2 separate regions of the Homo sapiens genome follow, and region 1 is linked to region 2. A link is a loop called in an ENCODE intact Hi-C map of the cell type or tissue named here. Cell type or tissue: heart left ventricle. All regions are shown on one strand. Each heading gives the region's core, and the rest is flanking DNA. Links, peaks and the distances in the headings are about the cores only.

What was found. Hi-C counts contacts between places; a loop is a spot of excess contacts. Peaks named below come from ENCODE experiments on the same cell type or tissue, not always from the same donor. Only the 100,000 strongest peaks of a DNase experiment are listed, where the experiment ranks them.
Region 1: it touches region 2 in a loop (2.0-fold over the local background); 26 of 110 quality-filtered maps call a loop at or near these places.

Annotation. Positions count from the first base shown.
Region 1 is chr12:95,124,533-95,141,924 of GRCh38, reverse strand. FGD6 (FYVE, RhoGEF and PH domain containing 6) reads left to right here. Exons shown (of 21, transcript NM_018351.4): 6 at 386-537; 7 at 4,247-4,403; 8 at 7,099-7,186. It also overlaps the pseudogene RPL14P4. Among named protein-coding and RNA genes, the nearest start is that of NR2C1, 60 kb to the right of the region's middle. RefSeq lists a silencer at 8,825-9,025. In heart left ventricle, for the core only: no CTCF peak of the experiment used is centred there; no DNase peak of the experiment used is centred there.
Region 2 is chr12:95,203,072-95,214,511 of GRCh38, reverse strand. It overlaps FGD6 (FYVE, RhoGEF and PH domain containing 6), which reads left to right. Exons shown (of 21, transcript NM_018351.4): 2 at 3,245-5,669. Among named protein-coding and RNA genes, the nearest start is that of FGD6, 8.7 kb to the left of the region's middle. RefSeq lists an enhancer at 463-542 and a silencer at 5,565-5,859. In heart left ventricle, for the core only: no CTCF peak of the experiment used is centred there; no DNase peak of the experiment used is centred there; H3K27ac peaks cover 2,484 bases.

The DNA of each region.
Region 1 (17,392 bases), core at 5,406-9,405, 71 kb after region 2:
TAAGATCTCCTGGGAACTTTTAAAATAAATGGATTGTGTTTATATTGATGGTATTGGAATAATTCTAAAGACTATTTAGAATTGCATTACAATTTCCAGACACTCGCTTAGTATAATTGCTAAGTTTAGAGATCAAACTAAAAGGTTTAAGATAAATATCATATAGTATGTTTGAAAATCAAATAATCGTCTCACTATTTTTTATTTTTAATTTCCTATCTAGGTGAGTGGGGTAGGAGGAAGGGGGTACTTTAGATTTGTAATTCTGCATGAGAAATACAGCTGTGCAATCTGTATCATTTTAGGGAGGAGGGGGACTGAGGATAAAAGCTTGTTATCAAGTTACATGTGTGTGTATTGTTTTTCCTGCTCTGGACTGTAATAGGATTTCCGGGATGCAGTAGCTCATGCTTCCAGGCAACTTGGGAAACCAGTGATTGAGGACCGGATTCTAAATCAGATCCTATACTACTTGCCTCAGCTGTATGAGCTCAACCGGGATCTCTTGAAGGAACTGGAGGAAAGAATGTTGCACTGGTAAAAATGGACCGTTTTCAGATTTTCCTAGTGTTTCCAATTTTAGATGAAGCCATAAGGGCCCCACATGTGACAGAGATATATTTTCATTACATTGAGTTGTTTGAATATATTGTCTTTGCAGTTATCCATAGATTGATTTTGTTTTGTTTGTTTTTTGTTTTTGAGATAGATTCTCATTCTGTCGCCCAGGCTGGTGTGCAGTGGCACAATCTCGGCTCACTGCAACCTCTGCCTCCCGGGTTCCAGCGTTTCTTCTGCCTCAGCCTCCCGAGTAGCTGGGATTATAGGCGTGTGCCACCACGCCTTTCTAATTTTTTGTATTTTTAGTAGAGATGAGGTTTCACCGTGTTGGCCAGGCTGGTCTCGAACTCCTGACCTCAGGTGATCTGCCTGCCTCTGCCTAAAGTGCTGGGATTACAGGTGTGAGCCACCATGCCTGACCAGATTGATTATTTTCAATGGCCCAAAATTCACAACCTTGGCACACCAAGCTCAATACTATTATTTTAAACAAATCTTTCGTAATCCTGCCTCAGAAGCAAGATGCAGCCGATTTAAATTTCTATAGGTGAACTTGGGCAATCAAGATTTTTGAGATTCAGTGTAGATAGATGCTATATGCTATATTCACATTAGAATAGTTTCTAAATGTTTTATTTACCTTCTGGAGCTGCAGGTCATGAAACTCCCTTTCCAGTTTTGAAAAAGAGGCCGTTCACTGAAATAATAGGATGGTTGTTTTGGAAAAGCAATTTTTTTTTTCTTTTGAGATGGAGTTTCACTCTTGTTGCCCAGGCTGGAGTGCAATGGCACGATCGCAGCTCACTGCAACCTCTGCCTCCCAGGTTCAAGTGATTCTTCTGTCTCAGCCTCCTGCGTAGCTGGGATTACAGGCGCATGCCACCATGCCTGGCTAATTTTTGTATTTTTAGTAGAGGCGGGGTTTCATCATATTGGTCAGGCTGGTCTCTAACTCCTGACCTCAGGTGATCCGCCTTGGCCTCCCAAAGAAAGGCAAATTTATATATGTATGACATGCTTGTAGAAGCTGTAGATTTAAGAATAGGAAAAGAATACCAAAAGGTTGGTATTGGAAGCTACTTCCACTAGGCTGAAGAAAATAAGTATGCAGAGGCTTGGTGACTTCTGTGGAAATAATGTAGAAAGATGGGTGTAGGAGGATTGAATTTACTGTTGAAAACCATGGGGAACACAACATGATTAGAATAAGAAAATAGTATCACCTACTTTCATGTTCAAAATTTCTCTAAGCTTTCTTTATATATAAACCAGAAAAATACCTCTGCTTGTTTTGGAAATATCTTGCCTCTATATGTTGGGTAAATATGGCAGATAAGCAATTAATACATAGCCGTAGCCTAAGTATAAAATAATACACAATTTAGGACTGAGAAATGACTAAAATGTAGTCTTTAAAGGTCGTGATAGGCCGAGCACGGTGGCTCATGCCTGTAATCCCAGCACTTTGGGAGGCTGCGGCGGGTGGGTCACTTGAGGTCAGGAGCTCGAGACCAGCCTAGCCAACATGGCAAAACCTCGTCTCTAGTAAACTTACAAAAATTAGCCAGACATGATGGCAGATGCCTGTAATCCCAACTACTCGGGAGGCTGAACTGGGAGGCGGAGGCTGCAGTGAGCCGAGATTGTGCCACTGCACTCCATTCTGGGTGACAGAGCGAGACTCCTTTAAAAAAAAAAAAAAAGTCATGATAGAAATAAAATATAACTGGCTGGGCGCTGTGGCTCACACCTTTAATCCCAGTATTTTGGGAGGCCGAGACAGGCAGATAAGCTGAGGTCAGGAGTTTGAGACCAGCCTGGCCAACATGGTGAAACCTTGTCTCTACTAAAAAACAAATCTTTTTTTTTTTCTTAAGTTAAAAAAAAAAAATTGGGGCTTATTTGCTTCCGATTTTTTTTTTTTGAGACAGATTTTCACCTCTTGCCCAGGCCAGAGTTCAGTGGTGTGACCATGGCTCACTGCAGCCTTGACTTCCCTAGGCTTAAGTGATCCTTCCACCTCACCCACCCAAGTAGCTGGGACTGCAGGTGTGCCCCACCACGCCTGGCTAATTTTTTTAATTTTTTGTAGAGACAGGTTGCCCTGTGTTTCCTTGGCTGGTCTTGTGCTCCTGGGCTCAAGTGATCCTCTCGCCTCAGCCTCCCAAAGTGCTAGGATTACAGGCATGAGCCACTGCACCTAGCCTAATTTTCTATTTATTAAAATATTTTTCTCTTAGGGTTCAAGTCAATACATATTCTTTGGTGTTAGTTGACTTTCTGAAATAACATTTTTCCATTGGCTTTTAACAACAATTGATGAAATATTTTATTTTCACATTCAAGAAGGTTTGCATATCTACTATGTGCTAGTCTGTGCTCTTAAGTATGCAGAGGATATCACAGTGCACAAAACAGACATCCTGCTTTCATGGAGCAGACATTTAGTAGGGGAAGGACCAGATAAATAGACAAGAAAACTACCAGAAGCAGTTTCTGAGTTGCAGAGACCTGAAATAGGACGCTGTGGTAGCAAATGAAGCTTGAGTGGTCAGGGAAAGCCCTCTGTGAAGGTGGCATATTTACAGTGATATCTGAAAGGAAAGGAGCAGCCAGCCAGGGTTCTATATTTCCAGGCATGTAGAACCATTAGTGGAAGTCTGCATAGTGGAAATGAATTCCATGTCTCCAAAGAAGATAAAGAAGGCCAGTGTGGTGGGAGAGAAATGGGGAAGAGGAAGAGAAGTGTGACAGGGGTCAGAAAGGGCAGGCCTTTGTATGCCAGGTAAGAAGTTTTTTTTTTTTTTTCTTTTTCTTTTGAGACATTGTCTCACTCTGTCGCCTAGGCTGGAGTGCAGTGGGCACAATCTCGGCTCGCTGCAACCTCTACCTACCGGGTTCAAGCGATTCTCCTGCCTCAGCCTCCCAAGTACCTAGGATTACAGGCGCCTGCCACCATGCCCAGCTAATATTTGTATTTTTAGTAGAGGCAGGGTTTTACCATGTTGGCCAGGCTGGTCTCAAACTCCTGATCAGAAGTAATCTGCCCGTCTCGGCCTCCCAAAATGCTGGGATTACAGGCGTGAGCCATCGTGCCCATCCAAGGAGTGAGTGAGTTATTTATTTATTTATTTATTTATTTATTTATTTATTTATTTTTGAGACAGAATCTTGCTCTGTTGCCCAGACTGGAGTGCAGTGGCACAATCTCGGCTCACTGCAACCTCCCCCTCCCGGGTTCAAACAATTCTCCTGTCTTGGGATTACAGGCATGCACCACCATGCCCGACTAATTTTGTATTTTTGGTAGAGACTGGGTTTCTCCATGTTGGTCAGGCTGGTCTTGAGCTCCTAACCTCTGGTGATCTGCCCACCTCGGCTCCCAAAGTGCTGGGATTACAGGTATGAGCCACTGCACCCAGCCATGGTAAACATTTTTTAAGAGTCTCTCCTTGTGTTGAAGAATGGTTTGGAGAGGGCAAGAATGGAAGCAGGGAGACCAGTTAGAGTCCAGGCAAGATGGGATGGTGGCAGTGGAAATGGTGAAAAGTAGGCATTTTGAGGTATGTCTTACAAGAAGAGAAAAAAAGATAAGTTGGCGGCTTAGATGTGGACTCTGCGTATCATTGCATATGTTCATCAATCTCTCTTTATATTTTTTTGTGTATCTCTTCTCTATCCATAGGACTGAACAACAAAGAATTGCTGATATCTTTGTAAAGAAGGGACCATATCTAAAAATGTATTCCACATACATCAAAGAATTTGATAAGAATATAGCCTTGCTGGATGAACAGTGCAAGAAAAATCCAGGTTTTGCTGCTGTTGTTAGAGAATTTGAGGTATTTGCTACTATCTAATGTTGAACACTTCTCTTTCTTTTTGTTGTTGAAGCTTTAATAACAAGTTGCAGTCATTGAAAACAAAGCTTGCAAACAAAGAAAAAGTTAAAAAGTAATCCCTTCAAAATCAAAGATGGAATTGAACAATTTAAATGGTGAGAACTCAAGAATGTACATGACTTAATTTTGAAAATCTGTTATTGCACATGGGAATATTTTGACTTGGAAAGAATTTTTTTTTTGAGACAGAGTCTTGCTCTGTTGCCCAGGCTGGAGTACATTCGCACGTAGATTGGCTCACTGCAACCTCCGCCTCCCAGGTTCAAGTGATTCTCCTGCCTCAGCTTCCCGAGTAGTTGGGATTACAAGCACGTGCCACCACACCTGGCTAATTTTTTGTATTTTTAGTGGAGATGGGGTTTCACCACATTGGCCAGGCTGGTCTCGAATTCCTGACCTCAGGTGATCCACCCTGCTCGGCCTCCCAAAGTGCTGGGATTACAGGCGTGAGCCACTGTGCCTAGCTGGAAAGAATATTTTGATGGGACTTTTTAAACTGTGGTAAAATACATACAACACAAACTTAGCATTTTAACAGTTTTCAAGTTTATAGTTCAGTAATGTTAAGTACGTTGACATTCTTGTGCAACCAGATCCCCAGAACTCTTTTCAACTTGCAAAACTGAAGCTCTATAGGCATTAAACATTAACTCTATTCTCTCTTCCCTCCCAGCCCTTGGCAACCACCATTCTGCTTTCTGACTCAATGAACTTGATTAAGGAACATGTCTTAACTTTTAATTTAACTTCTTCTTTTATCCTAACAATTAACTTACAATGATGGATGGGAAATAGAATTTATATTTCCCTTTAGATAAATAAATAACATGGTTTTGGTGCCAAAGTTAAGAAAAAGTAATAACCTGTTCAGAGCATGTGTCAGCCAAAGCTTTGACTTTTAACTCAGAGCTGTGAGGGTGGAACCCTGATTTAATTAGAGATAAAATCACAAGTCCCCTCCATCAGTTTGGAGTAAAATTTGCGTACTGTATTTTAGTACTTCTCTGTTTTGAAGCTTAAAAGATCGGTGAATTCCAGTCACACAAAACTAGAAGTGAAAAGGGTTTTTTTTGTTTGTTTGTTTTTGTTTTTGTTTTGTTTTTTGAGATGGAGTCTAGCTCTGTCGCCCAGGCTGGAGTGCAGTGGTGTGATCTCGGCTCACTGCAACCTCTGCCTCCGAGGTTCACGTGATTTTCCTGCCTCAGCCTCCCGAGTAGCTGGGATTTCAGGCATGTGCCACCATGCCCAGCTGATTTTTGTATTTTTAGTAGAGACAGGGTTTCACTGTGTTGGCCAGGCTGGTCTCGAACTCCTGATCTCATGATCCACCCACCTTGGCCTCTCAAAGTGCTGGGATTACAAGAGTGAGCCACCTCACCCAACCAAAATGAAAAGTTTTTAAAATAGTATGGTATTGCTGATTTCTGATTTGTGCAATAGACAAATAATTAAATTTTAAAGTCATCTGTAATTTTTTCTTCTTTTCCTCTCCTCTGTTGTCTTTGTGCTATCAAAAAACAAAGTGCAATGTAATTGTGGCAACTGATGATTGACCCAGGTTTTGGTAAGAGTCCAGTGAGTTGTGTTACCTTGTTAGCAAAAGAAAACGGGGAGCCATAAGGCCAGGAGAATTAGTAATCTGGGTTAATGATGCTTGGATGAAAGATACTTTCTTAACATGCATTATCATTATAATTTCATAATCACTCTGTGTACCAGATAGTGGTGGTACATATTTAGAAAATGATAAAAGTCTGAGCAAATCTAACAAAACTTATCAACCAACTTGCGCTATGTTAGAAGCGTGACTCTTTTTTGTAGTTCTTAGGATGCAGGGACATTTTCACTTGGCCTTTTTGATGCCACCTCACAGTAAACTCTTAGGTTGGAGAATGAGGGTGAGGCTCAGGAATGGGCCGAGATAGATGTCTGTTGTACATACTAAGGAAGAGAGGTTTCAAGGGATAACCAAATGTCTTTGTAGTCAAGCCAAAATGTGGTTCCATAATCAAATGTTCCTATAAATGCTGTGATTTGGGGGCTATCTTTTTATAAGGCCATTCATCTGCAAAAGACTTTTACATTCTTCAGACTTCTTAAAGAAGGGATACTTAGCAAGGCCGCTTTTCAGGTTATCTTTACTTTCTACAGTTCTCCCTGCCACCACCATTATTTTGACTATATTGACCACAAGGCTCTGATTATCATTTGAATCCAATTCCTGGCAGTTGTATTTCCACTGCCTTATTTTAGGGGCCATGCATTTCCTTCTTGGTCCATTGGGATTTGTTTGTATTTATCAATACAAGTGGGAGCTGCTGAGTAGGGTGGGCTCTAACTAGCCTAGGACACAGACTGTGGCTACCACGCTCTTTGAGAGGGTTGTTAACAAGTTTTTCCTAGGAGCAAATGGTTTCAGGGACTGCCTACAGGAAAGGGTGGAGGTTGGTGGTCAGTCTGGCTGGGGTTCACTCTCAGTGTATCTAACAGCTGTACCTTAAAATAAAAGGGAGCCTCTCTACGAATCTCCTTCCAGAGTTGCTTGATGTTTAAAGTTTGGCTTCCTGAGCACTTGAATCTGGGTCCCTTGCTTCTTAGAAAACACTGTGTTAATTTAGATGCCTTCTCCTTTCAGATGAGCCCTCGCTGTGCTAATCTGGCCCTCAAGCACTACCTGCTCAAGCCGGTTCAGAGGATCCCCCAGTACAGGCTGTTGCTGACAGGTGGGCTTCTCCAGCATTTTGCCAACCACCCAGTTGGTTTATCCATCAGCCAACTCTTCTTGCCTTTATGAAACTCGGGTGCCTCTCTTTGTATATCACCCCCGTCACCACGTTGCCTAATACGTGGATTTGTAGATTGCTTATATACTTTACATATACGTTGCCTGAACTGAACGGCTTTCGGTTCTTTGATCATCCATCCATGTGTGCATTTTCACCTCAGGGCATTCATACATGTAGCTGCTTTTTAATTCAGAACATCTTTGACCATCCCAAGCCCATACCCGTGCATCATTTCACCTGGCTAATATTATTAATTCCAAGAAGGTACGTTCCCCAACTACTCGAGAGTGGAGTTTAGAGGGTCACTCCCACATATTTATATAGCATTATCATAGCCCTAGTTACTTGCCTCAGAAGGTTGTTATAAGGTTTGATTAATGAGCTAAATGTGGACAGTGCTTAGAATAGTACCGTAGCTGGGTGCAGTGGACACGCCTGTAGTCCCAGCTACTGGAGAGGCTGAGGCGGGAGGATCTTTGAGCCCAGGAGTTTGAGACTATCCTGGGAAACATAGACCCCTGTCTAAAAAAAACAGGAATAATGCTTTAATTATAACAAGTTCTACATAAGTATTAGCTTTTACTATTATTAGTAATAGTAGTATTCTTATCCTGATAGTTATTTCCTTATGATAATAGTCTATCTTCTACTAGACTGTAAGCTTCAAGATTATAGAGCTATGTCTGTTTAGTAAGGAAAAAAGAAGGAAAGAAAAAAGCAAAAACACTGTGTTTGAGTGAAGGAACTTGCTGTAATCAGGCCTTTATATTCACTGGCTCTTTAAATCCTCACCATAGCCTTGCAAATATCAGTTTTATCTTCACAGATGAGATAACAGGCTTATTGAAATTAAGTGGTTTGGCATCACAAAAAGGCTAGTGTAGTCTCAGTACCAAACATAGTTACCCAACACCTACTACTAGGGTCTCTGGAATATTTGCTGAACTGTATTGGATGTACAGTGACTTAATATGCATATATAATACGCATTAAAATTGTATCAAAATGGACAAGAACGTCAAAATGTGGCCACAACCGTAAAGTCAATGTGTTCTATAAGTAAATTTGGAGGTACTGGGTTTCTGTTACTCTCCTTAAGAAATGGTGTCCATGCTTTTCTTCTTAACTTCACTCTCTTAAGCCAAGAGCTATATTGGAGATAATAGGTGAATCCTGAAAAACCAGGATTTCCTCATTTCTCTTTAGGGAAAAGGCTTCAGCACTTCAAAGCTTGCCTAGTGACAGACTGCTCACGAGGAAGACCTACCTTTTAGCCCCAGGACAGGCTGGAGTGCAGTGGCGCCATCTTGGCTCACTGCAGCCTCCATCTCCCAGGTTCAAGCGATTCTCCTGCCTCAGCCTCCTGTGTAGCTGGGATTACAGGTGTGCACCACCATGCCCGGCTAATTTTTGTATTTTTAGTAGAGGCGGGGTTTCACCATGTTGGCCAGGTTGGTCTCAAACTCCTGACCTCAAGTGATCTGCCGACCTTGGCCTCCCAAAGTGCTGAGATTATAGGCGTGAGCCACCACAACTGGCCCTTAATTTAAATTTCTAAGGATGAATCAGGCACTAGGTTTCTGTCTGGAATGACATAAAGCCAACTGAATAATTTAAGGATATCCTGTCCCTCTGTACTTTCTTACTTCTGCTTTTGGCAGAGATTTAGAATACACAGGACAAAGGGAAGTACTGATACACATGTTGTGTTTTTGCTAGATAAACTCAGTGCTTCTCATAAACCAGCTATTGAATGGCATAGGCTCTTTCCATAGCTGTCAAATGAAGTACTGTTTTTAGTGGCAAAAGACAGCTGTAGTTTCAAATGGGAGGGGAATGGAACAAGAATCTGAAAATTTAGTGCAAAGATTAATTTTTACATATTATTTATTTATTTATTTGTTTATTTATTTATTTATTTATTTGAGACGGAATCTTGCTCAGTTGCCAGGCTGGAGTGCAGTGGTGCAATCTCAGCTCACTGCAAACTCCGCCTCCTGGATTCAAGAGATTCTCCTGCCTCAGCCTCCCGAGTAGCTGGGACTACAGGCGTATGCCACCACGCCCAGCTAATTTTTTGTATTTTTAGTAGAGACGGGGTTTCAACATGTTGGCCAGGATGGTCTTGATCTCTTGACCTTGTGATCCGCCTGCCTTGGCCTCCCAAAGTGCTGGGATTACAAGCATGAGCCACGGTGCCCGGCCATATTATTTATTTTATTTTACACACTACGACTGTTCTAAGTAGTAAAAAGTCTACATATGTTAAATTTAGGTTTCATGCTTAGTTTGTTTTTTATTGAGAAAGTGTGAAATGACAAAAGCAGGTTTTAAAAAACTCTCTTTACTAAAATAGATTTTAACTAGGTGTAGTGGCTTATGCCTATAACCCAGCAACTCAGGAGGCTGAGCCGGGAGGATTGCTTGAGCCCGGGAATTTGAGGCTACAGTGAGCCATGGTCATGCTACTGCACTTCAGCCCGGGTGACAGTGAGAATTCCGTCTCTTAAACAAAAGAAGAAGAATTTTGTTTTATAATACCAACATCATGTGAGCTTGGAGTTATTTTTAGTTTGAGCTACCTCTTACTTAATCTTAGATTGGGAAATCTTTTCTGTTATTTATTTATTTATTTATGAGATGAAATCTTGCCTGTTACCCAGGCTGTAGTGCAGTGGCACAATCTCAGCTCACTGCAACCTCCGCCTACCAGGTTCAAGTTATCCTCCCTCCTCAGCCTCCCAAGTAGCTGGGATTACAGGCACCTGCCACCATACCTGGCTAATTTTTGTATTTTTAGTAGGGATATGGTTTTGCTGTGTTGGCCAGCCTGGTCTCAAACTTCTGACCTCAGATGATCTGCCCACCTCGGCTTTTCCATTCGTTAATTGTTGCACAATACCTTATATATAATAGGCCCTCGATACTGGTGGATTTGGGAAGGGGGAAAAGTGATGAATGGCTTATTCAAGGCCACGAAATCAGGACTAAAATTAAAGAACGTAGTAGACTTTGTATTCTTCATCCTATGCCTTTTCTTCCATTGCTTAAAATTCTTTCCTTCCCCTAAGCCTGACCTGAAGTCAGGTCAGAAGTCCATTCTCTTTGTAGCCATCTCTGATTGCTTCAGTTCTCCAACCTTGAGTTCAGGGAGTGTGTCTTATATCTATAATTTAGTGGCCTCCAAAATATCTGGGTCAGTTTTGGATATGTTGAAGCTGTTCAGGAAGTAATTTAGATTGGTTTTAAGCTAGGTTTAAAACATCTCACCAGGTGTGGTGTCTCACGCCTGTAATCCCAACACTTTGGGAGGCTGAGGCGGGCAGATCACCTGAGGTCAGGAGTTCGAGACCAGCCTGACCAACATGGAGAAACCCCATCTCTACTAAAAATACAAAAATCAGCCAGGCATGGTGGCACATGCCCATAATCCCAGCTACTCAGGAGGCTGAGGCAGAATTGTTTGAACCCGAGAGGCAGAGGTTGTGGTGAGCTGAGATCGCACCATTGCACTCTAGCCTAGCCAGGAAGAGCAACCTCCCTCTCAAAAAAAAAAAAAAAAAAAAACTCTTTAGCCAAAATGTTTTTTGTCCAAAGAATGACATTGAGACAACATTTATATTAGAGATGATATCTTCTCCTAAAAAGAAAGGCACAAGCACAAAGGTGAAATGTCCTCCCAAGGCTACACAGCTTTAATTGAAGCACCTATGTTCCTATAATCCTAAGGACATTCCTATAACCTTGCAGGTCAATACTAAAGATTTGCTTTTTTATTTTTATTTTTGTATTTAAGTGATCCATCCTGTTAACTGATGCTTTTTATTTTTATTTAAAATTCTGATTTTCCAGTACTCATTTTTGTGATGTTCTGATTACTCTTTACTTTGCAAGACATATCTACTGTTGCTGTGAAAGTACTGCTGTCTAGGCACTGAGATTTTTTTTTTTAAATTTTATGTAAAAACAGGGTTTCCCCATGTTGCCCAGGCTGGTCTCGAACTCCTGGGGTCAAGTGATCCTCCTGCCTTGGCCTCCCAAAGTGCTGGCATCACAGGCCTGAGCCACTGGGCCCAGTCTGAGATTTTTTAAAGTTGGATTTTAAGTCTTAAATTTGCATCTTTCAAACATGTTAATTACTTTGGATAATAAAGCTCAAATGATTTAATCCTCCAACAACTTTGTGAGGTTAAGTACTTTTATTTCCATTTTGGAGTTTGGATTGATTCCAAATGCACAAAATATACAAGAGCAGGCAGGAGTGGTACTTCATTCATTTGAGGCAACTCCTGGCAACTTTGCTGTTTTAAGTTTCAGGCTGAGAAGGGGAAGGAGTCCTGCCTGATTCAATGTAAGTAGGTTTGTGCCTCCCACTGAGATATGCATAGATGATAAGATAAGATGGTTTCTTCTGGAATCCTTTTAGAAAAGATCAGCGGAAATCCCCAGATAGAGCAGTCTGTCACTGCTGTTCAAATAACCATGGTATTGTCTTCCAGTGTTTTCTTTTCTGGACTTACTTTGGGTTTCTATAGGGTATTCTATTTGGGCAATCTCTTCCTGCATGGTAGTAAAACACTTACACCTACATTCTTGTTAGTATTTTTTTAAGATCAGTTCAAACCGGATCTAAAAGAATGCATATAGTTGTATAACAAAATCAGTGATTTATATAATTTAAGCCTAAATATTTATAAATTTTGGCTGGGCATGATGGCTCACGCCTGTAATCCCAACACTTTGGGAAGCTGAGGTGGGCAGATTGCTTGAGCTCAGAAGTTCGAGACCAGCCTGGCCGACATGGTGAAACCCTGTCTCTACAAAAAAAAACAAAAATTAGCTGGGCGTGGTAGCATGCGCCTATAATCCCAGCTACTCAGGAGGCTAAGGCAGGAGAATCACTTGAACCTGGGAGGTGGACGTTGCAGTGAGCTGAGATCGTACCACTGCACTCCAGCCTGGGTGACAGAGCAAGACTCTGTCTCAGAAAAAACAAACAAACAAAACTTGTAAATTTTACTCAAGGCCAGTTTATCAGGCTGGATCCTGTTTGAAGTTGGGAAGAATGGGAAGAAAACAGACTTATCTGTTTTCTTAACTTGTAGTTATCAGAGCAGCCTTAACTTTTACTTATCTTCTTCTTTCTCATCTCTTCCGGGTAGAGACCATCTTTATTATCCTATCCCAGTGTCAGGCATAGATCCTGGAACACATCAGAGACTCAGTCAACTGACAGGTGTAATTAGGGAAAGGGAGAGTTGCTCTTTTTTATAAGATTGAGAATCCCCATGCGGTAGCAGCAATGAATGTTGGATGGATGGATGGATGGATGGATGGATGGATGGATGGATGGATGGATGGATGCATGCATGCATGCATGGATGCATGGATGCATAGATGCATGGACGGATGGATTAATAAATGTTTAAAAGCATTCTTTCAGTCATCCAGTCACAAAATTATGGAAAGGACTGAAATCCTTCCCTTTTCTCTTTCCTCCCTGTAGGATCTGCCAGCAAATTTTCCTCCACCTCTAGTTTCTGCTCCTTCTATTTCTCTGTTAGGCTCCAGGCCAGGCCCTTCTAAACTCACGCCATTTTATAGCAATATCTTGCTGGTGGTCATGCTACCTCTTATCACCCCTCCATGTAGCCTAGCACAGTTACTGCCTAATTTCTCTTCCAAGGACACACTTTCATTCTGTTTATTAGAAAAGTTGAAAACCCACTTATTCATAGTATAAAGACCAGTTTATAACCCAGAATTACCTGAACCTTCTTTTCCTTTAGTCTAGCTATAGTAGGTTTCTTGCTGTCTCCTGAAAGCTGTCCTTCAAAACCAGATTCTCTCCTCCATTAATTACTCCACCAACAAATATTTATATAAGTTGGCCCTGAGCTGGACACCCATATACACTGGCAGACAACCCAGTGGTGGCCCCTGCCCTGATGGGGCTTACAGTCTTCCTCTTTGAGGTCATGCCCAATCACTTAGGCCCCCACTGAGCCTTCTCCTTCTCAATTCCTAAAAATTGTATTGATCTTGCCCTTTGTCTTGTGACTAAATCTTTTAGTTGTTTAATTATACCATGGATCTGTGCCTTATCTTCTCCACTAGATTGTAAACCCCTTGAAGTCAGAGGCAGGGCTGGGCATGGTGGCTCGTGCCTGTAATCCCAGCACTGAGTTGGGAGGATCGCTTGAGCCCAGGAGTTTGAAACCTGCCTAGTCAACATAGTGAGACCCTGTCTCTACAAAAGAAAAATTTAAAAATTAGCTGGGTGTGGTGGCACACACCGGTCATCCCAGCTACTGAGGAAGCTGAGGCAGGATGATCACTTGAGCCCAAGAGTTCAAGGCTGCAATCAGCCATGATCGTGCCTGTTGTACTTCACCCTGGGCGACACAGCAGGACCCCCATCTCAAAAAAATAAAGTCAGAGGCAGACTTCAGTGCAAGTAGCAGTCACAAAAGATACTCACTCAGTTTGAGAAAGTATATTCTGGTGATGTGTTATTTTTGTAAGGGCCACTTTTTGTCTTTGAAGGGATCTTTTGTGCATACAAAAATATTTAAGGATTATGAAAAAACTAAGTCTTTTTTCATCTTCTACCATCCAGAGATGGCTATCACATATCCTTTTAGTTTTTTTCCATCTACCTGTGCTATATGTTGTATAATTTGTTTTTCAGAAAAAAGCCTTTCATTTGTGGAAGGTTATTACATTAGTGTTGAAACAAGTTAAATCAGTAAGGATCCTGATAGAGAAAATATAAGATACAGGAATTTTAAAATTCCTCTGATAAGTCTTTTCCACTTATGTAGTTAGAAAAAAATAGTCCTTTGATTAAATGTGGATCAGGTGGTTTCTTTGATCTTGTTCAAAATATTTATGTTATATAAAAGGCTACTTTAACAACATATTATATTACTTTTTCTCGTTGTCTTTGCCTTTAGGATGATATTAACTGCCTCTAGGTTTTAGAAATCTAGGATTTCTCATGTTGGTAGAAAATGAGATATTTAAAACATCTGTTATAGTGTTCTGAAGCTATAAATTTGAGCTATGTACAGGCTAACAAGCGCATATAAAAAAGATCACAATTAAATTAATAGATGACTTTTTTTCTTTTGAGATGGAGTCTAACTCTGTTGCCCAGGCTGGAGTGCAGTGGCACGATCTTGGCTCACTACAACCTCCACCTCCTGGGTTCAAGTGATTCTTCTGCCTCAACCGCCCGAGTAGCTGGGACTACAGGCACGTGCCACCATGCCCAGCTAATTTTTGTATTTTTAGTAGAGACGGGGTTTCACCATATTGGCCAGGCTGGTCTGGAACTCCTGACCTCGTGATCCACTTGCCTCGGCCTCCCTAACTGCTGGGATTACAGGCGTGAGCCACCACGCCCAGCCGCTAATAGATGACTCTTTTTTAAAAACCCTTACGGAAAACTTCTGTTTAGCAAGTATTTATTTTAAAACCTAGGGTTAATTGTATGTATCAAAGTTATTTTAACACTTTCTCTAAGGCAGAACTTGATTTAAAAAAAAAAAAAAGTAGGGCTGTCCTGCACTCCAGACAAGGAATCTAGTTATCTAGTTTCTGACGAGCCCAAAGGTGTCTGATATAAGGTAGTTCCAACCATGTTAAATTAGGAAGATAATGCAACTCAGAATTCAGAATTCATGTTGTAATTTGCTCAGTTCTTGTTCTGTTGCAATTCCTGTTTTTTTATTTTTTATTTTTTTGAGACCAAGTCTCACCCTGTCACCCCAGCTGGAGTGCAGTGGTATGATCTCAGCTCACTGCAACTTCCGACTCCTGGGTTCAAGCAATTCTCCCACCAAAGCCTCTCAAGTAGTTGGGGTTATGGGTGCCCACTACCACGTCTGGCTAATTTTTATTGTTCTGTTTTTTCTTTTTCTTTTTCTTTTTTTTTTTTTTTGAGACTGAGTCTCACTCTGTCGCCCAGGCTGGAGTGCAGTGGTGTGATCTCGGCTCACTACAACCTCCACCTCCCGGGTTCAAGCAGTTCTCTTGCCTCAGCCTCCTGAGTAGCTGGGATTACAGGCATGCACCACCATGCCCAGCTAATTTTTTTGTATTTTTAGTAGAGATAGGGTTTCACCATATTGGCCAGGCTGTTCTCAAACTCCTGACCTCAAGTGATCCACCTGCCTCAGCCTCCCACGGTACTGGGATTACAGGCGTGAGCCACCATGGCTGGCCTTTGTTTTTTGTTTGTTTTTTTTAAAGAACCTTTATTGTTTTTATAGTTGCCTCATATGCTTTCTTGCCAGATGCCTTTGGAGCAGGGGCTTTCTGGGCTGGAGCTTTTTGACCCTTCTGAGCTTTTGGAGGAGGTGCTGCCTTCTGGCCTGTGGCTTTCTGGGCAGGAACCTTCTGGGCTGGAGCCTTCTTGCCCACAGCGGTCATCTTTTTTGCTGGAAATTTAGCAGCAGCTGCAGCAGCACCCTTAGCAACAGGTGCTTTTTTGAGAGAAGCTTTCAGGAGAGCTTCCTTTTGAAGCTTGTTAACTTCATTCTTGATTATTCTGTCCCTCATTTTCTTTGCCTTCATAACTTTAAAATGATCAGAATCTGTCATCTTGGCTTTCCTTTCTCTGGCTTCAATCTTCCTGGCCCATTGTGTGGCTGCCCATTTTGTATTGATGTCTACCTTCTGCCAGGCTTGTGGGACATACTTCTGGTGGGCACTGTATGGAAACTTGAGGATGAAATCAGTGAGCTGCATGTACTTGAAAGGCATGGCCTGTCTCCTCACTTGAGCGCAAGGTCCACCAACCAAAGCCCTGTTCTGATCAATAACATCTATGATCACAATGAATTTTCCAGCATGAGGTCCAAAGGCGACGTAGGTTGCCCAGCCAACCTCCATGAAGTGCCTGAACACCATATTGGCGGCAGTCGGTGAGAAGGAATTCATTTTTAATTGTAGTTGTGAAAAAGGTATTTTGAGAGATAGTATTGAATAAATTGTATCCAGGTATCCACAAAATATAAATATTTATTTATTTATTGAGACATGGTCTTGCTCTGTTTCCCAGGTTAGAGTGTGGTGGCAGGATCATGGCTTACTGCAGCTTCAACCTTCCAGACTCAAGAGATCCTCCCACTTCAGCGTACCAAGTAGCTGTGGCTACAGGCATGCACCACCATACCCGGCTAATTTTTTCTATTTTTTTTGTAGAGATGGGATCTCACTATGTTGCCCAGGCTCATCTTGAATTCCTGGGTTCAGGGGATCCTTCCACCTCAGCCTCCTAAAGTGCTGGAATTATAGGCATGAGCCACTACACCTAGCCATCCATGAAATATTTTAATGCTATGGAAAGTGTTTAGGGTATATGAGGCAAGCACATTTCATCATCGCTTCTCGGCCTTTTGGCTAAGATCAAGGGTAGCACATTTCATCCACCTGTTTTATTAGCTTAGAGCTTTTAAATGTAATCTTAGTTTCTCTGTAGAACAGGAGTTCTTAAATTTTTTTGTGCCTAGATTCTTCTGGCAGTCTGATATAGCCTATGAGCCCTTCTCAGAATAATTTTTTTTAAGTGCTGAATAAACTACATAAGATTAAAGGGAAAACCAACTGGGCTGAAGTACAGTTATTAAAAAAAAATTTTTTTTTGCTATACCACAATCACAGTAATAAAATATTTTTTAATCATGACATAGTAATTAATGCATGCACTTCTTTAGTACTGCATTAAATAAGATCAGGTGGCAGATGTAATAAGTACCACGATTTTGAAGTAGGGGTGAGAGGAGTGCTAAGAGGGATAAGATGTCTGCCACAACTGTAATATGCTATAAAAATATCTGTGGTGATAAAGTCACAGATATCACTGATACTGTTGTGGTTTGCACCTACATTTATGATGGAAGAAAATCCTATTTTACACGTAGAGGTTAGTGAAAATAGGGTGGGTTTGTTTGTGTGCCTCTTTTTGCCCTCCAAGTTTGCAGATACCCCAAATTCTACCCATAGACATTGCTACAAAGCCATTCTTTTTCCAATTCTAAGTGCAGATTTGACCCAGATTTCCTGCAAGTAACCAATTGCCTCTGTTGCTGGGACTTGTCTTGGCAGAGCTATAGCAAGCAGAATCTGTTGCTAAAG
Region 2 (11,440 bases), core at 7,127-11,126:
CACATTGGAGTAGACCATAATATAATGGCTTATTATTTTTTGAGTTGTGTTTCTTCCAAAATAGAGCCATGAAAAAAAAATAATGAAGGATTTTGGATATTGCTCTACCAGTGACTTAGTTGAACACTTGTTCCTATTAATAATTAAGGAATTTTTCAATAATCGTATTGAAATTGATTCCTGCTAACTTTTCAAAATATTATTCTACATTAAAATGGATGTACATTTTTGAATGTGATTATTTTTAAAGAAGAAATTTTCTGTTATGGAGACATATTAAAGAGTATGTGTATGTGGCAGCTGTGATTATTCCCAGGCCCTGTTGTTAGCACTGGGATACATCAGTGAATGAGACAAAGTGCCTGCCCTTCTGGAGCTTGTGTCTTATGCTGAACACAGACAAAGGTGAACTGAAAAAACATCAACGCAGGAGACAGAGGCCACAGTACATGAGGTTCTTCTGAAATGAGTGTCTCAGAAGTTATCATCTCAGATTCCTATGGGCTTTAGAGGCCTGTTCAACTCCCCCATTTATAAGGAAGGAAAGTGAGGCAGCCAGGTCTGTACAAGGCCCACAATTAGGTTAGCCAGCTCCCTGAGTTATGTCTGTGACTTCCTTCAATACACAGTTAACTAACAATGGCAAGCCCAAGTTCACAGTTATTAATTGAATTCAGTGAGTATGCGTTGAGGGTTTTATGTACGTAATAGGACTTTGCTATATTTATTGGGAATCAACTCCAGCACATACGTAGTTAATTGAATTTCTGTGACACTAGAACAGGAATTTATATCTCTTGGAAGCAGATTTGTGTACAAAACGCATTTTTTAAAAAGAGTAAAATTGGTACCAGGGATTTTTTAAAAATGATATTTAAATGACCCTAAAGCTTCTGACAAGGTTCTAAGATACGGAAAGTAAAAGATTAATTTGATGAGAGATGAAGTTTTCTTCCAACTGTGGTAAAATAGCACATAAGATAAATTTACCGTCTTACTCATTTTTAAGTGTATAGTTCAGAAGTGTTAAGTACATTCACATGGTACATCCAATCTCAAGAACTCTTCATTTTACGAAACTATTTTTTTTGTTTTCATGGAGACGGAGTCTTACTGTGTTGCCCAGGCTGGTCTCCAATTCCTGAGCTCAAGCAATCCTCCCACCTTGCCCTCCCAAGGTGCTGGGATTACAGGCATGAGCCACTATGCCAGGCTGCCAAAACTAATTTTTAAAAAATTCTTTGAAAAATCCCAGAGGTAGGATGTTTTGATAATGGTTACAGAAATAAAATCAACTTGACAGTCGTACTGAGTAAGATGGGCCGTTGGGAAGAGGCCTAAGGCATTCATACTTTCTCTTAAGACTTGACTTACTAAATGGAGGGTTTGATTTAATAGACATTTACAACTAGGTTTCTCACTAGGATTTGAAGGGTTTTTCAGTTATTTTCTGCCTAAAAAAAACTCAGACAAAATTAACTATGATGATTGAACAGCTAACTGAAATTATGTAGTATAGGAATTTGCATTATTTTGAAAATAATTTTTTATTGATGATGACATTATACCTAGAAATTGAGTGAGAGGACATGTATCATCATATACATCATATAATCTTTATTGCACACATAGAAGTAGAGATTTAGGGAATTCTTCCTTGGTTGGTAAAAGGAAGTAGAGCACCCTACTCCTCTTTTTTTTAAAAAAACTCAGTTCCGTGTAATAGCTTCCCAAGTGTCGTGACTAATTTCCTTTGTTCAAAAGTAAGTCATCACCAAATGAAATATCAGAGCCCCTGTCTATTCAAGTAATTAAACAACGTCCAGCAGTCCTTTGCAGCAGATATTTTGAAAAGTTTTTTCAGTAAATTAAGTTTTTATTAAGTGTTAGATCCTGTCAAACGAACAAATATAAATGTAAAAGATAAAATATTTTTTATGACATGTCTCCTTGGGGAAATGTGGTCAATAATATGACAGTGTAGGTGGAAGAACATAAAGGAACTTACAGATATACAGGCTTTATTTATCTTTTCGCTTTATAGGTCTGTTGTGTAAAGCTTTTATTAGGTTCCTATAGTATAGGAGCAGATCTGTACCGATGCAGCATTGTATAATAGGTGTTAGTTAAATACCTTATATATAATGTTTAGGAAGAATTGCTACACTAGAAATTGTAGTTATCTTTTAAATGTAGTAGAACAGTGGATGTTAATGAGGGATAAACAACATAACCTGTGGAACTTAAAAGATGTACAGATGTCCAGGATCTATCCCCAGAAACTAACTAGTTCACTCTAGGGTAGGACCTAGACATGTGACTTTTTAAAAAATAGAGCTCCGTGAAGGAATATAATGAAAATTCCCAACCAATAACTCTTGGAGAAAGAAATACCAGGTTTATTATGAGCCTTAAATAATACCAAAGAATTAATTTTCAGTTTTTAAATTTAGAAAATTTCTGATTTCTGTCTTCCTTTTTTAATATTGTTTTGGGGTTCTATCTATCGAGGTAGACAGATCATTGATCATTGATCTGAAGTTTAAAGAGCTGCATCCTACATTTAACTTAGGCAAATTCAACTTTCAGCACTTGGCAAATGAATTGAAGAACAACTATGTGGGTCCCAAACTGAAGTCAATTATCTCATTTTTTGTCAATGAAAGATATGATGGGCTGGGCGCGGTGGCTCACGCCTATAATCCCAGCACTTTGGGAGGCTGAGGTGGGTGGATCACGAGGTCAGGAGTTTGAGACCAGCCTGATCAACATGGTGAAACCCCATCTCTACTAAAAATACAAAACTTAGCCGGATGTGGTGGTGCGCACTTGTAATCCCAGCTACTCAGGAGGCTGAGGCAGGAGAAATACTTGAACCCTGGAAGCAGAGGTTGCAGTGAGCCGAGATCATGTCACTGCACTCCAGCCTGGGCGACAGGGCAAGACTCCGTCTCACAAAAAAAAAAAAAGAAGAAAAAGAAAAAAAGATATGGTAACAGTTCCAAAGCTGGAGAAACAAACTGTATTGGATTTATTTAAAAATGTACAATAGACCCAAAGCTATGTATGGAATTGAAAGACAATTTAAGGAATTTTCAGGAGTAATATTGATACTATATAATGTAACATACTCAGTAAAAGGCAAGGTCATATTGTTAAAAATAAAAAATGCTATCAGATTTAATCATGTATCATTTTGTGCTTTGGTTGTTTTGACATCAAATTATTATTTTTTCCTTTCTAGAGATAAAGAAGCCACCAGTGGCCCCCAAGCCCAAGTTTGTTGTGGCAAATAATAAGCCAGCCCCACCTCCTATTGCACCTAAACCCGACATTGTGATTTCTAGTGTTCCACAGTCGACAAAGAAAATGAAACCAGCAATAGCCCCAAAACCAAAAGTCCTGAAGACCTCACCTGTTCGAGAGATTGGGCAGTCGCCATCAAGGAAAATCATGTTGAACCTGGAAGGGCATAAACAGGAATTAGCTGAAAGCACTGACAACTTTAATTGTAAATATGAAGGCAATCAGAGCAATGATTATATTTCACCAATGTGTTCCTGCAGTTCTGAGTGTATCCATAAGCTGGGCCATAGAGAGAATTTGTGTGTAAAGCAGCTTGTTTTAGAGCCCCTGGAAATGAATGAAAATTTAGAAAACAGTAAAATTGATGAGACTTTGACTATAAAAACTAGGAGTAAATGTGATTTGTATGGTGAAAAAGCCAAGAACCAGGGTGGGGTTGTTTTAAAGGCAAGCGTTTTAGAAGAGGAGCTCAAAGATGCCTTAATACACCAAATGCCACCTTTTATTTCTGCACAGAAGCACAGGCCCACAGACAGCCCAGAAATGAATGGTGGCTGTAATTCAAATGGACAATTCAGAATTGAATTTGCGGATTTGTCACCTTCCCCATCCAGCTTTGAAAAAGTTCCTGATCATCACAGTTGCCACTTACAGCTTCCTAGTGATGAATGTGAACATTTTGAAACTTGCCAGGATGACAGTGAAAAAAGCAATAATTGCTTTCAGTCATCTGAACTAGAGGCTCTGGAAAATGGGAAAAGGAGTACTTTAATATCTTCAGATGGAGTTAGTAAGAAATCAGAAGTCAAAGACCTTGGTCCCTTAGAAATTCATTTAGTACCATATACCCCAAAATTTCCAACTCCCAAGCCCAGAAAGACACGAACTGCTCGTCTGTTACGCCAAAAGTGTGTAGATACTCCTAGTGAAAGCACTGAAGAACCGGGGAATTCAGACAGTAGCTCTTCCTGTCTTACTGAAAATAGTTTGAAAATCAATAAAATCAGTGTTCTGCATCAGAATGTTTTGTGTAAGCAGGAACAGGTGGATAAAATGAAGCTAGGAAATAAAAGTGAATTGAATATGGAATCCAACAGTGATGCACAGGACTTAGTCAATTCACAGAAAGCCATGTGTAATGAAACAACTTCCTTTGAAAAAATGGCACCTTCTTTTGATAAAGACTCTAATTTGAGTTCTGACAGCACAACTGTAGATGGTTCTAGTATGTCGCTTGCTGTGGACGAAGGGACCGGTTTTATAAGATGTACTGTATCTATGAGCCTGCCTAAGCAGCTCAAATTAACTTGCAATGAACATTTGCAATCTGGGAGAAACCTGGGAGTTTCTGCCCCTCAAATGCAAAAGGAATCTGTTATAAAAGAGGAAAATTCTCTACGAATTGTCCCCAAAAAACCTCAAAGACATAGCTTGCCTGCTACAGGAGTGCTTAAAAAGGCTGCCTCCGAGGAGCTTTTGGAAAAAAGTTCTTATCCTTCAAGTGAAGAAAAAAGTTCAGAGAAGAGTCTAGAAAGAAATCACCTTCAGCATTTGTGTGCCCAAAACCGTGGTGTGTCATCCTCCTTTGATATGCCTAAACGGGCTTCAGAAAAGCCAGTGTGGAAGTTACCTCATCCTATTTTACCCTTTTCAGGGAACCCAGAATTCTTAAAGTCTGTCACCGTATCGTCAAACAGTGAGCCTTCAACAGCCCTAACCAAGCCCAGAGCAAAATCGTTATCTGCTATGGATGTGGAAAAGTGCACTAAGCCTTGCAAAGACTCTACAAAGAAAAACTCTTTTAAAAAGTTGCTCAGCATGAAACTGTCCATCTGTTTCATGAAGAGTGACTTTCAAAAATTTTGGTCCAAGAGTAGCCAACTCGGAGACACCACCACAGGCCACCTCTCCAGTGGGGAGCAGAAGGGGATTGAAAGTGATTGGCAAGGCTTGTTGGTAGGAGAGGAGAAGAGAAGTAAACCCATCAAGGCATATTCCACAGAAAACTATAGCCTGGAATCTCAAAAGAAGAGGAAGAAGTCTCGGGGCCAGACCAGTGCAGCTAATGGTCTGAGAGCTGAGTCTTTGGATGACCAAATGCTCTCCCGGGAGTCATCATCTCAGGCACCTTACAAGTCTGTTACAAGCCTCTGTGCACCGGAGTATGAAAATATACGCCATTATGAGGAAATACCAGAGTACGAGAACTTGCCATTTATTATGGCTATACGGAAAACTCAAGAGTTGGAATGGCAGAATTCCAGCAGCATGGAGGACGCTGATGCAAATGTGTATGAGGTAGAAGAGCCGTATGAAGCTCCAGATGGCCAGCTGCAGCTTGGACCCAGACATCAGCATTCCAGGTAACAGGTGCCAGACAGACACTTTTGCATGCATCATTGCAATTAACCTTCAACAGCCTGGTGAGTTAGGAATGCAGGGGGAAAAAAAACACGTGGTTGAAGGAATAGTTTAGAAAATGTGTAATTATTCTCAAGTGCAGCCTCCTTTTAGCATACAGTTGGAATGGGTATTTGCAATACAAGCTTGAAGTAGTTAATTTATTTTAGTAACCGATTCAAAGAATTTGAACCAGTGGCAATGTAGGTGCTGCTGCAAGGAAGGCGTGGAACAGAGAGGTCCTGGGCCTCCAGACACCAGCTCAGAAGTCATATCAGGAAACCTGGGGCAGGAAATTGGCCAATTCAATGACATTTATTTGCTAGGTATAAGAAGTCTGAAGTTACTGAAATATGTAGGCATTTACGTGTGGTGCGCTTATCAGGTGGAACCTCCACATTTTTAGAAGTTCACCACTCTTTGAAGATTGGTCATTTTACCTGTTGATGGCTAATTGCTGACCTCAAGTGGATATAGGAAAAATGCAGGAAACACGTAACTACTCTTTATTTCTCACTTTTAAAATAATTTAATTAAAAAAAAATTTTTTTTTTGAGATGAGGTCTTACTCTGTCACCCAGGCTGGAGTGCAGTGGTATGATCATGGCTTACTGCAGCCTCGACTCCCCAGGCTCAAGGAGTCCTCCCATCTCAGCCTCCTTGAGTAGCTGGGACTATAGGTGCATGCCACCATGCCTAGATAATTTTTGTATTTTTTGTAGAGACAGGGTTTTGCCATCATGCCCAGGCTGGTCTTGAACTCCTGGGCTCAAGCACTGCTCCTGCCTTTGCCTCCCAAAGGGTTGGGATTACAGGCATGAGTCACTACACTGGGCCTATTTCTCACTTTTGTGTGTGCACTTCCTACCTGTGGAATACCTACTCCATCTCTCTTATTAAAATCGTGCCCATCCTCAATAATCCACCCCCTCAGTCTTTGGCTTCATTAAGCTTCTACAATTACCTAGTCAGAAGTGTTTACTTCCTATTCTGACCACCCAGTTATGCTGTGATATCCTTTCATCTCAGGCTGTCTTAATGTATAACTATTTATTGGCATGTCTGATGTTCTGTATTTGGTTTTAAGCTCCATGAAGAGTTCTAGTCATCTCTTTGCCCTGGATAAAGCCAAGCAAGAGGCCTAGTAGAATCAGTAGATGTTGATTGGGTCTAAGAGAGAATGAATGAAAATAGGCCAAGAGAGCAACCACTGCAGCGGCTTCCTTCTCTCCATAGTCGCATAGGTAGCTTTTCCATTGTATTTCTAATGTTTGTTTGTGTTTAACAAAAAAGCACATGGACCCTTTTGGAAATCTTTAGATTGTTCTTAGTCCACTAACTTCAGGTCTTTGAAATTCAAGTCTTGAAATGTGACTTTTCTAGAAAATACTTGGCACATAGTGGGGTGTATTAGTCCGTTCTCACGCTACTAATAAAAACATACTCAAGACTGGGTAATTTATAAAGGAAAGATGTTTAATTGACTCACAGTTCAGCATGGCTGGGGAGGCCTCAGGAAACTTACAATCATGGCGGAAGAGGAAGCAAACACATCCTTCTTTACATGGGGGCAGCAAGGAGAAGTGCAGACCGAAAGATTGAAAAGCCCATTATAGAACCATCAGATCTTGTGAGAACCCACTCACTATCTCTAGAACAGCAGCTTGGGGGAAAACCGCCCCCGTGATTAAATTACCTCCCACCGGGTCCCTCCCACGACATGTAGGGATTATGGGGACTACAATTCAAGGTGAAATTTGGGTGGGGGCACAGCCAAAGCATATCTTGGGGGCTCCAAAAAAAAAAAAAAGCATTGTTGGGTGAATTGAATAAATAAAATTGTCGAGCAAGTCAGCGTACCAAGTAAAGTAAATTATTTTAAGTTCCTTTAACTGTCAGGTATTCTCATAGCATTTCTCTTTACTCGTAGTCAGTCTTTCCTGCCCTTCCTCCTTTTGCCTAAAAATGGCTACTTTCCTCCCTTGTCTAATTTTTCTCACAGCCAGCTGCATTCTGTTTTCATATTTCTGCTTCCTGAATATTAGTACCTAGGCAAAAAGCTCCTTCCTTGGCATAAGTACTTCTTTTTCTTTTTTTTTTTTTTTTTCTTTGGAGACAGGGTCCCCTCTCTGTCTCCCAGGGTGGAGTACAGTTGTATAGTCAAGGCTTACCGCAGCCTGTAACTCCTGGGCTCAAGTGATCCCCACCCACCTTCAGCCTCCCAAGTAGCTGGGACCACAGGGGCATACCACCACACCCAGCTGATTTTTATTTTTTATTTTTTGTAGAGATAGGGTCTCCCTGTATTGCCTAGGCTGGTCTCAAATTCCTGTGCTCAAGTGATCCTCCCATCTCAGCCTCCCAAAGTGCTGGGATTACAGGCATGAGCCACCACTACCGGTTCTTGGCATAAATATTTCAAATTGTCTGTTTTCAGGATTGCTCTTCTCTGCAGAACCATTTTATTGGTACTATCCTTTTTTTTTTTAAACATGCTTTTGCATATTTTTTTGTGTGTAATAAGTTTGGTTGGCTTCTTCACAATGTACTACTATCCTTGCCTAAGATAAATTTTTTTTTTAATCACTTTATTTGTGAATGAGTACAATTTTTTCTTGAAATTGGAGGTTTGGCCATTGGGGTGTGTTTTCTGTTGGCCATCAGGCTTAAACCCTAAGGGCTTACCATTATCTCTGCCAATCCTGGAGCTTGTTTTTTATCTGTTATGCTGCTTAGTTTGTTAGGGCCTGCTACTCGACTGGGTGGAAGCTGGTGAGAAGGGGTTAATGGACGCAGCCAGCCAGTGGCATAAGGAGAGTTCTTTCTGGAGGCCACAGGAAACCAGGGCGGCTTTGGACAGGTTATAGGCTGTCAAGTAGGGCAGCCTGGTAAAAGCTGGGTGAGCTTTGCTTTTGAATTTCGCTTTCCAAGGAGACTTTTGTTTAGGCCTGCAGCAGGGAGCCTGCAACAGGCTTGAGACTACTAAAATGTGCCAGAGGAATCAAAAGCCCTGAGTCATAGGGTCAGAATCACAGTATTGCCTGGGAGGTTGTTCCTCTTGTAAACAACATTGAATAGAGGAGAAAAGAAATTCAAGTCTTCCTGAGGAGGACACCTTGACACCCTGAGATCAAATAAATGAACAGTGAGGCATACATTTCAGGTGAGCTCAAAGGGTCCTGTTTGGTAATCTCGCTGTTGAAAATACAGACCTGTGCCTTAGAATACTTAATTCAAAATCCAGTACACTGACTGGGGTTCTAAAATGATAAGAAAAAGTGAAAATGAACTCTGTTTAAGATTTTTCTGCTGGGGTCATCACAAGGGTGTCTTAGTTTCTCAACCTTCAGGGAAGAAAGTCTGGGTCAGGGCTCTAATTCACTGAATCATGTATTTTACAGAGTCTACACATGTGACCAACCAAATTCTGGTTAGTAAACAGACTTTTGACAAGCTTGGGTGTAGCCCATATGGTCTTATTCTTTAGAATATAGATGTTTCATAAATCCATTGCTTACCATTTACTTTTTTTTTTTTTGAGACAGAGTCATGCTGTGTTGCCCAGGCTGGAGTACAGTGGCACCATCACTGCTCACTGTAGCCTTGACCTCCTGGGGTTAAGTGATCCTCCCATCTCAGCCTCCCAGGTAGCTGGTACCACAGGCATGTGCCACCACACCCATCTAATTTTTGTATTTTTTGTAGAGATGGGGTTTCACCTTGTTGCCCAGGCTAGTCTCGAACTCCTGGTCTCAAGACATCCTCCTGCCTTAGCCTCCCAAAGTGCTGGAATTATAGGCGTCAGCCACCATGCCTAGCCTACATTTACAAATTTATAACAACATGTTTACAATTTATCAGAAAGTAGTTGTAGGCAGTCCCCAATTCCTAAAAGGATTGTGTTCTAAAAGTTCATGGTAATTTGGAACTCAGAGTGTATTTCCCAAAGAAACAGCTTTGAAATGGTGGTGAAGTCCTCAGTTTAGTCCGCAGGTTATATTAACCATTACTGCCCTGTCTTCCCCTCCACTCCTCTCCCTACCCCAGCCCAAGGGAGGTGAATTATCTCTGACTGTGTATGTGTGTGTGTGTGTGCGCGTGCATGCACGTGTGTCCCTGTGATGCAAGCTGGGGCTGAGGCGGTAGCCAGGGTGGGGTTAAGCACCTGGGATCTCAGAGGAGCAAATCTACAAGGCCTGGGGCCCCAGGGTTTGTGGGAAGGATGAGATGACTAAGGAAGAATGAGGAAACTGGGGGCTGGGTGAGCTGTGTGGAAGACTGAAAGTCGTCAGGAGTGATAAGGGGGAAGGGTAGGGTAGTGGCTGGGAATTAGTAGGCAGTGAGTTTCTCTACCTCCTTTTCTTCTTATTCCAATCCCTTCTCTCTTTCCCTCCCCGTTCTCCTTTGCTAACTGCATCATTCGGCTAATTGAGTTTCTGATGCCTGGCAGAGTGAGTAGAAGAAACCAGAGGAGGAGACTGGATGAGGGTGTAAGGAGTGGCACTGAGAAACCCCAGAGGAGAAAGGACGAACAGCCAAACCTGAAGATGAAGGAGACTGGAAGGGAAGTTCCCATGGCTGGAGAAACCATAGCTTTAGGTGTTCCAGATAGGTCATCATTTAGTCACCGCTCCGGGTTCTCAGAGGCAGTTTTGTTGGTAGTGCAACTGTGAGCCACTCTGGATTATTCTGACATTTTGGGAGTATAGTTATGAGACCTCTTCCTTGAAATGTTTCAGATATAATAAACATAAAATAGCCAGCAGGCAAAGGATCTTTCTATCTTATTGATATTCAGGTGATGGGTACCCATTTACTACTATTTTTATTTAAGAAGTTTGATGTTCAGAGAGAAGTTCCTAAAATTTGAGCCTTTGAGCCTTTGTCTGTAACCCTTATTCAAGGGCTATAGACAAATCAGCAAAATAATAGTGTCCAAATGTTGGAATTTCCTTTTTGAAATTGAGGCAGATTTCTTGATTCTATAAAGAAAACTGTCCCTGGAAACATTCCAAGTTTTTCCTGTGTTGTTTCAATTTGTTCTTATTATAAATATTTCAAAGAAAAAGTATGATAATTGGGTTTTCCTAGGCAACTTAGCAAACCCTCGATTTATTTATTTCACAGATACTGACCATATGTCAAGCATTGTACTTTCAAAGGTGAAAAGTGATGCCTACTCCCAAGGAACTTCTGCCCATTGAGGTGACAGAAATTTATAATACATGGTTTTACTAATTAGTTGTCTTTTTCTTAGTTGTACCCTGAATAGGGTATTAAAGAAAACATCACCTACATGGCAACACTTGAACCAAGTCTTTTTTAAATGGGCGTGATTAGATCTGGTGTTTAGGAGGTTGTTTTTTAATGTTGGTGAGAGCAGTTTTAGTGGTACTGTTGGAGAAGGAGCCAGATTGCAAACTGGGACTGAGAAGAGAGGAAGTGGAATCAGAAATGTGGATTGTTGTCCCTTGAAACTTTGCCCAGAAGTGCCTGTCATTTGACAGGTTTGGATTTATCTTTTGGTCTTCAAGCACCAGAATTCAACATAAATTGAACTTCAAAATTATTTCTTTTAAATGAATCAGTATACCCTCATCTCTGATGAAAGAAAGTACTAAGTTTTTGTTTCTCCCCATTTTAAATTTGAGACTGGTCTTGAAGAGCTGCTGAATGACACTGCAAGTCCTATTATGGGATTTTCATTGTAAATCAGGAAACCTAGTCTAGAAGA